3 separate regions of the Homo sapiens genome follow, and regions 1 and 3 are each linked to region 2. The links are chromatin loops, found by intact Hi-C in ENCODE. Cell type or tissue: adrenal gland. All regions are shown on one strand. Region 1 overlaps SCOC-AS1 (SCOC antisense RNA 1). Region 2 overlaps MAML3 (mastermind like transcriptional coactivator 3). Region 3 overlaps MAML3 (mastermind like transcriptional coactivator 3).

Evidence for each region. A loop is a pair of places that touch in the nucleus more often than their neighbours do. Peaks named below come from ENCODE experiments on the same cell type or tissue, not always from the same donor. Only the 100,000 strongest peaks of a DNase experiment are listed, where the experiment ranks them.
Region 1: it touches region 2 in a loop (2.8-fold over the local background); 25 of 110 quality-filtered maps call a loop at or near these places.
Region 3: it touches region 2 in a loop (4-fold over the local background); 76 of 110 quality-filtered maps call a loop at or near these places.

Annotation. Positions count from the first base shown.
Region 1 is chr4:140,325,143-140,327,642 of GRCh38, forward strand. The region is part of intron 2 of SCOC-AS1 (SCOC antisense RNA 1); the gene reads right to left. It also overlaps a transcript of SCOC not described here. Among named protein-coding and RNA genes, the nearest start is that of SCOC-AS1, 47 kb to the right of the region's middle. In adrenal gland, CTCF peaks have their summits at 1,432 and 1,642; no DNase peak of the experiment used is centred here.
Region 2 is chr4:140,148,970-140,151,469 of GRCh38, forward strand. All of the region lies in intron 1 of MAML3 (mastermind like transcriptional coactivator 3), which reads right to left. Among named protein-coding and RNA genes, the nearest start is that of MAML3, 4.0 kb to the right of the region's middle. RefSeq lists enhancers at 1,089-1,933, 1,934-2,500. In adrenal gland, CTCF peaks have their summits at 1,555 and 1,756; a DNase peak (open chromatin) is centred at 1,932; H3K4me3 peaks cover 1,446 bases; H3K27ac peaks cover 1,483 bases.
Region 3 is chr4:140,051,114-140,053,613 of GRCh38, forward strand. All of the region lies in intron 1 of MAML3 (mastermind like transcriptional coactivator 3), which reads right to left. All of the region lies in intron 1 of LOC124900783 (a long non-coding RNA gene), which reads left to right. Among named protein-coding and RNA genes, the nearest start is that of MAML3-AS1, 76 kb to the right of the region's middle. In adrenal gland, a CTCF peak has its summit at 1,180 (motif pointing right); a DNase peak (open chromatin) is centred at 1,288.

The DNA.
Region 1 (2,500 bases), 180 kb after region 2:
ACCTTAAACAAAAATTAACTAAAAATGGATAATAAACCTAAATGCAAAACATAAAACTATAAAATGTCTAAAAGAAAACATAGAAAATTTGTGTGATCTTGGGTTTGGCAATGGGTTGTTAGATACAACAATAAAAGCACAATCCATAAAAGAAAAAAACTGATAAATTTGACTTTATCAAAATTTAAATCTTTGCTTTGCCAAAGATGCAGTTGAGAAAATAAAAAGACTGGCACAGAGGCAAGGCACAGACTGGGGAAAAAATTGCAAATCACATATCTGACAAAGACTCGTTTCCAGAGTGTATATATAATATGTCTCTCTCTATATAATGACATGTTAAAACTCAGTAATAAGAAACAACCCAATCTTACAAACGGGCAAAATATCTGAACAGATATTTCTTTAAGAAGATATCAATAGCAAATAAATATAAAAGAGGTGTTCAGCATCATTTGTTATCAGAAAAATGTAAATGAAAACCATAATGTGATAGCACTACACACCTATCAGAATTTCTGGAATAGAGAAAAACGTGGCAGTATGGTGAGATGCAAAGCAACAGGAACTCTCATTCATTGCTGTTGAGCATACTAAATAGCACAACCAGGTTGGAGGACAATTTGGAAATTTCTTATAAAGTTAAACATATACTTACCACATGATCCAGAAATCCCAATCCAAGGCATTTATCCAAATGAGTTGAAAACTAATGTTCATACAAAAATTCATATAAAAATGTGTATAACAACTTTATTCACAGTCATTCCAAACGAGAAACAGCTGCAATGTCCTTCAGTAGGTAATGGAATAAGGAACTGTGATATATCCGTACAGTAGGCTATTGCTCAACAATAAAAATGAATGCATTATCGATTTACACAACAACACGGATCTTAAATGCATTCTGTAAGTGAAACAAGCCAGACCCAAAAGGCTACATATTATATGATTTCATTTTTATGACATCGTGTAAAAGGCACAACTATAGGGATAGAAAACAGGTCAGTGGTTCAGTGGTTAGCAGGGTTGAGGGAAACGGGAGAGGTTTTCTACAAAGGGACTGGATGAGAAGTAATTTTTAGCATGATGAAACGGTTCTATACATTACTTGGGCAGGTGGATACATGGCTCTATGCATTTTCAAACCCCATAGAACAGTAGTCTACAAAGAGTGAACTTTACTGTATGCAAATTGAAAAAAAAATCAACGAGGATGTTTAGGGGGAGATCCCAATAGGCAACACAGAAAAAAGTTATTTGCTGAGCAGCAACTTTTAAAGGTGCCAGAGAGTTAAAACAAAAGAAAACAAAACAAAAAAACAAAACAGCAATAAATATAGTGGCATGACTTCAAAAAAGTTCATTTATAATTTCTTCACTTGTGTCCACTGTGGTGAATTCTGTCAATGTGAGCTCCTGAAAAGCAAGGCCTGTGTTTGTCTCCCTCTGTAGGCCCACGCTTTACAGTACAGCATTTCTCAAATGAGTTATAGGCAGACCCCCCCCCCTACACTGTTAGGGAGAAAACAAACCTCCCGTGGACTTCTAATGCTAAAGTCTTTTATTATCTTGTTTTAAACATATGTTTAAACATACAAATATATAAATGCTTGTGTTTACAATTCTTATACACCTAGGAGACCATAACAAAATTATGAATTAGACACAAAGAACTGGAGCCCCAGTAAAGCTCAATCTGATAACATTCATTGGTGAAACTCAATCACTGCTCACAATGTGACTCTGCTCCTGAGGCCTGTGGTCTAGTCTTGGAAGTGGGCAGCCATGATAAATGTTGGAACTCAAATGTTTCCACCTTTATTCTCTCTTCTAATGATTACACAAACATCATTTTCACAGCAAACCTTGATGTTGTATAGGATGGCTTGAAGAAGTTGAAAATCACTTCCTACATCAGCACCATCAAAACTACTACTAGACCTTGTTATGATTTTCCTGTTCCCACCTGCATCTAACCTGTGATAAACAAAATTTAGTTTATGTTAAATTTGGCCCTTGTCCTCTAAGGAGTGTTAAGTGTGAAGCCATCACAGTGTTGCTGATGAACAGAATTTACCTCTGTTCGAAGAGCGAGGACTCTGTGATTATGTGGGAAGGCTCTGCTGTCTTTGTCTTCAGTCTTTGCCTGCTTTAGCAAATTCTGATAGGAGGAAGATGCAAACACCACTCTCAGGTGGGATTTCAAAATCCTGCACCATCAAACTGATCTGTTTTGAACTATATGGAGCTCTCTAAGGTTACAATAATTCTTTCTACTGTGCTTTCAATACTGAAAAAAAAAATCACTTATTAGTGGACAATTCAACAAGCAATTTAAATAGAAATTATTTTTAAAAACATGCTTGACACATAGCCAGACATAGTGGCACATGGCTGTAGTCCTAGCTACTTGGGAGGCTGGGGCTTGATCCCAGGAGGTAAAGGGCAGCTTGGATAACATAGCGAGACCCTGTTTCAAACAAAACAAATGTTTTGT
Region 2 (2,500 bases):
GTCAACTAAGACTATCACCATTTTAAAATTTTGAAAACTGTGCACTGTCATGCTTTTTGATGTGCCTGCTCAGCTTGAAAATGTACTTGTCAATTGAAATTTGCCTTAAAATTTTAACCAGGACCTCAGTTCCAAATACAGCAAATAAACAATGCCCCCTTTTGTTACCACAAATAATTAAAAGCCATCTTTTCAACTGAGGCTCTCTGATAGGTGAAGTCAATAATTTTCACCAAGTCTTTGAGGGGAAGAAAAAAACTATGTCAATAAAGTGGTGGTGGTTGGGATGGGATCATTTGACTACATGTTCAGAACGGACCTAATACCTGAGGTAGTGCAGCTTCAAACCCAGGTCTGTGCCACCTGCTCTATCAACAGGGCTGGTGAGGACTCACACAGAACCCAGCCCCCTCTGTGGCAGCCTGGAGCCAAGGAAAATTTTTTACCCCTCACCCACTCTGCTTTTTGTTTGCTATTTTTTTGTTGTTGTTTTTCATGCCCATTCTTGTAAATGTGTAAGATAGGAAAACAAATCAAAAGAGGCAAAGCCCTCATTAGACTGCCTTCTTAATCCAAGCGAGGCAGAAAGATAATTAATCGATATTTAGTACTTCGGACATATTGGTCCTTAGAAAGTAAACAATACCAATGAAACAGTAAAGAATCCTATTCATCTTTATTTTTATATCACCGTTATTATTATTTGGTTGTGGGTGATCATTGTTTTTCTTTAGGGCTTTCCAAATAGAGCGCCCAATCTGAGAACTACATTTAATTGTTCTGTGCCTCACTGGAGTACAACTATAATCCTGCAGTCAATTCAAGAAAATGAAGAGCAACGTTTTCTTTACAACCTCTATTTTTGAGATTTTACCTCAATACAGACTGTTAAAATACTCTCAGAAGCCAAGGTTAACTTTTAAACTAATTATTTTAAAAGGAAATATAACTTGTAGAGCATGTTTCTTTCTTTTTTTTTTTTTTTTTTGGTACACAGAATTTACTTGCAACTCTGCTTAAGAGTTAAGGCTTACATTACATTCATCACACTCATCACACATACCAGTGAGAGATGCATGTGAAACAGCTGAAGCTAAAATACACTCCTATTCTGTACACAGCCCTGGCATTTATTAGTGCGTAAGTCTAATCAACAGGCTAAATCATTGTCATAAAATGACAGAAAATTTTATTTTCACGCAGTCATCTTTCAAGTCTATTTGTTGCTAATTTGCTAAACTGGGATTCACTATGAAATCTACAGCTGATGTCTCTGTCTATTGAAGCAAGCATTATCTTTCTATTTTCAAAAGTAAGCTGTGGCTTGGGCTTGCTGTCTTCTTCCCAGTAAGGTCAGGAGGCTGGGCTTGCTTCCACCTGCGAGTGTATCACAAACCAGGCGCGCGCACCCGAGCCCTCCCTCCACCAGGGCGGAAACCAGAGAACACAACCCAAACACCGAAAGTTTCTGGTCGCAAACTCTACTCATCTTGCCGTGTCCAGAGACCCGGCACTGGGAACGGCACTGGCTTTTGTTCCAGGGTCCCCCAGCTGGCGAGGTAAACGCCACAGCAGTCCTTGATCCCCAAAGGTTGTGAGAGATTCTGTGGCACGGGAATTTTGGAGCCTCCCGAAAGGAGCCCATTTCTCCGCAATCCATGCGCGTGGGGTGTACAAATACACGAAAAGAGGACGCGGGGTGGGCAGGCATGAAACCTTCAGTGCCTCTTAAATTCTCAGTCTCAGGTTCACAAAGTGAATCTCCTCCTCCGTGGAAGGGCGCTAGGGGGGCGGGGGCTGGGAGAGAAATAGGTTGGAGAAAGGGACCGGAGCTACAGTCGAGATGCGGGACCGGCCCCGCCTCCGGCTACAATCAGAAAAACTACAGTGTGTCAGTGGTTTTCGGTTTCCTGTTTGTAAAGCGAGAACCTCCCCCGACTCGAACTGTCGTTCTTCCTCAAAACCAACCGAGACGGCCCCTTCTTCGCGCTCGGGGCAGGCTCAGCCGCAGGGGGAGCGGAGAGGAGGGACGCGGGGGCATGGGGGGCGCGGCGGGGCGGGGACAGCCGCGATGAAGCGGGCAGGGCCACGGGGCGCAGCACCCCTCCCAGCCCAGCGGCCCCGGGGTCTGAGCTGGGCCGCGAGGCGGACAAAGCGCCTCCCGCTCCCTCCCCCACGGCCACGTTCCAAAAGGGAGGAAGAAGGCGGGCAAGAGTGGCTGGAGGAGGAGGAAGGGAGGAGGAAGGGGAGGGGGAGGAGGAAGAGGAGGAGGGAAGGTGCTGCCGGCGGGACTGGGCAGGATCGCGCCGACCTGGGAGGGGAGGGAGGAGGGGTTGAGCGCCCCCGGAGAACTGGGAGGAGGGAAGGATTCTTGAAGCCCAAGATAAACAAATTGTTCCTCTTCACGTGCGGGGTGGGGGGACGTGGGGAGCGAGCACTGCGGCGTCGCCTCCCCTCCCCCAAGCCGACTCTTTGTCACCGAGCGCCGGCCCGAGCCCCC
Region 3 (2,500 bases), 98 kb before region 2:
AATTCCTCTATGTTGAGGACAATATCTATAAGTCTAGGAAGGGCAAGAAACAAAATCATTAACAGAACCCTTGACTTACCCTAAAATAGACACTGAGTTTAAAACCATCTTAAAGGTGTCAAGAGCAGTAAGTCAGATGATTATAAAATTAATGGTTCAGGCCAGTCACAATGGCTCATGCCTGTAATCCCAGCACTTTGGGAGGCTGAGGCAGGTGGATCACCTGAGGTTAGGAGTTCGAGACCAGCCTGGCCAACATGGTGAAACCCTGTCTCTACTAAAAATACAAAAAAATTAGCCAGGCGTGGTGGTACATGCCTGTAATCCCAGCTACTTGGGAGGCTGAGACAGGAGAATCGCTTGAATCCAGGAGGCGGAGGTTGCAGTGAGCCGAAATCGAGCTACTGCACTCCAGCCTGAGTGACAGAGATGAGACTCAGTCTCAAAAAAAAAAAAAAATTAAATTAATGGTTCAGGAGGTACAGCTTGTTTCATTTTTGACAAAGAATATCTAACGAATCTTCACCAAGATAGGTACACACTGAACAGAAGTAATGCTGAAAATTTAAATATTACCCTTCTTTCTGGATGCTTGAAGTGTTATGCAAATATTTTGCTTTTTATTCCCAACCATTCTACTTGGAATAACTGGATGTTACATTGTGCTATTCTCATTTTCCCACTGAGAAACAGAGGAGCTCAGCAGTTCATCCAACGTCACAGAGCAAGCTAGTGGAGGCGCCGGGATAAGAACCAGGCTTCCTGATTTAAAGCCCGTGACTTAGCCACTGGGCCACCAGAACCAGGCAATTCTCTCTGAAGCCCTGTGAGGACTATCTCAGACCTCTTACTGATACCTCACCCCTGTGTGTTAATTTGTGTTACCGTCTCAGAGTTGCAATGGCCCTATTTCCATTCTTCTTTAAGTTTCTTACTTTGTGACCTCATTTATCAGTTGCTTTCATGAAATGGGTTAAGGAAAAAAATGAGAATGTGGGAGGCTTAAGTAAAACCTACGAAAAGCCCAGAAATGGTTCACACATAAGTTAAATAAAAGGCTAAATTTACCCACCTATACCTACCTAACTCTAATGTTTTAGCACTAAAATGAGTATTAAGTGAAAGGATACTTAGAAAAGCAGCTATACTGGCTCTCCACTGAGACACGGATCCACAAGGTGGAGCCACTGCGGGGTAGCCAGCTACATAACCAATTAATAGCACAACAGTGACATTTTCATTCTTTTCCATAGAATTTCCCACTGGCAGAACACACCTGAACACACATCTGTGTGGGGTGTGCAAAGTGTAATTGTGTGACTCTGCCATGGATCACCTAGACCCCGTGTAGGAATCTGTTCAGTGGGGTATGGGTGTTCAAAATGGCATCCTTAAATGTCCCTCAAAAAACCCATATATTTCTTTTTTTTTTTTTTTTTGAGGTGGAGTCTCACTTTATTGCCCAAGCTGGAGTGCAGTGGTGTGATCTTGGCTCACTATAACCTCTACCTCCTAGGTTCGAGTGATTCTCCTGCCTCAGCCTCCTGAGTAGCTGGGATTACAGGCATACACCACCATACCCGGCTAATTTTTGTATTTTTAGTAGAGACAGAGTTTCACCATGTTGCCCAGGCTGGTCTCGAACTCCTGACCTCAGGTGATCCACCCATCTCGCCCTCCCAAAGTCTTGGGATTACAGGCGTAAGCCACCGTGCCTGGCAAAAAAACCCATATATTTCTATTTGATGAGAAGCTCCTTCCCTCAAAATATTCTTATATCTGCAACTATTTCCTCCTAACAGGGAAAGTGAGTAAGTGGTGATAAATTTGTCTCCATGAATCAGTTCTTTTCCAGAAACTGTTTTAATATAAAGCCCAATATCCAGTATCACCCTAACAGACAGCACTTATGAGGTATATAGAGCTGAAAGAGGCCCACAGAAACCCCCTCATTCAAAACCTAAAAGTGTATTAAGTCAATCATGATAAGAGACAAATACACTCTGGGTAGTTACACATTCCTCAGACGGTAATATGAACAGCAGCCACCGACAACTGGTGCTCCTGGTTTAGTGTTGGATAGGCTGTTTGGAAACTTGTCTCTCCAAACAGCCCCTTCCAATATTCTTCATGTCTTCATGGCAGCAGCATTCTCTCAACACCAACCTGGAAATGGGGGGCACTCCTACTACTCCCCTTCATCTCCTTCACTGACTCAGCATGCCCCTCGGACCACTGCTTTGGAATGTCTCACATCTGGCTTTCCCATTCCCATCCGAATTAGGTAATTCTGTTTGGGAGCATACCACTTTACACCAGTATTACTGCAGGGGCCACATTCCCAGATCCTGGCTTTTCTCCTCTGGGCCATCGGGCTTTGAGATACCTTAACTTAATCGTGCCATATCTAAAGAACTTCACCACAACATGGTCCATGCAATTCTACTTTTATAAACAAAACCAAACATGGTAACATACATGCATGCACATATTTATTTTA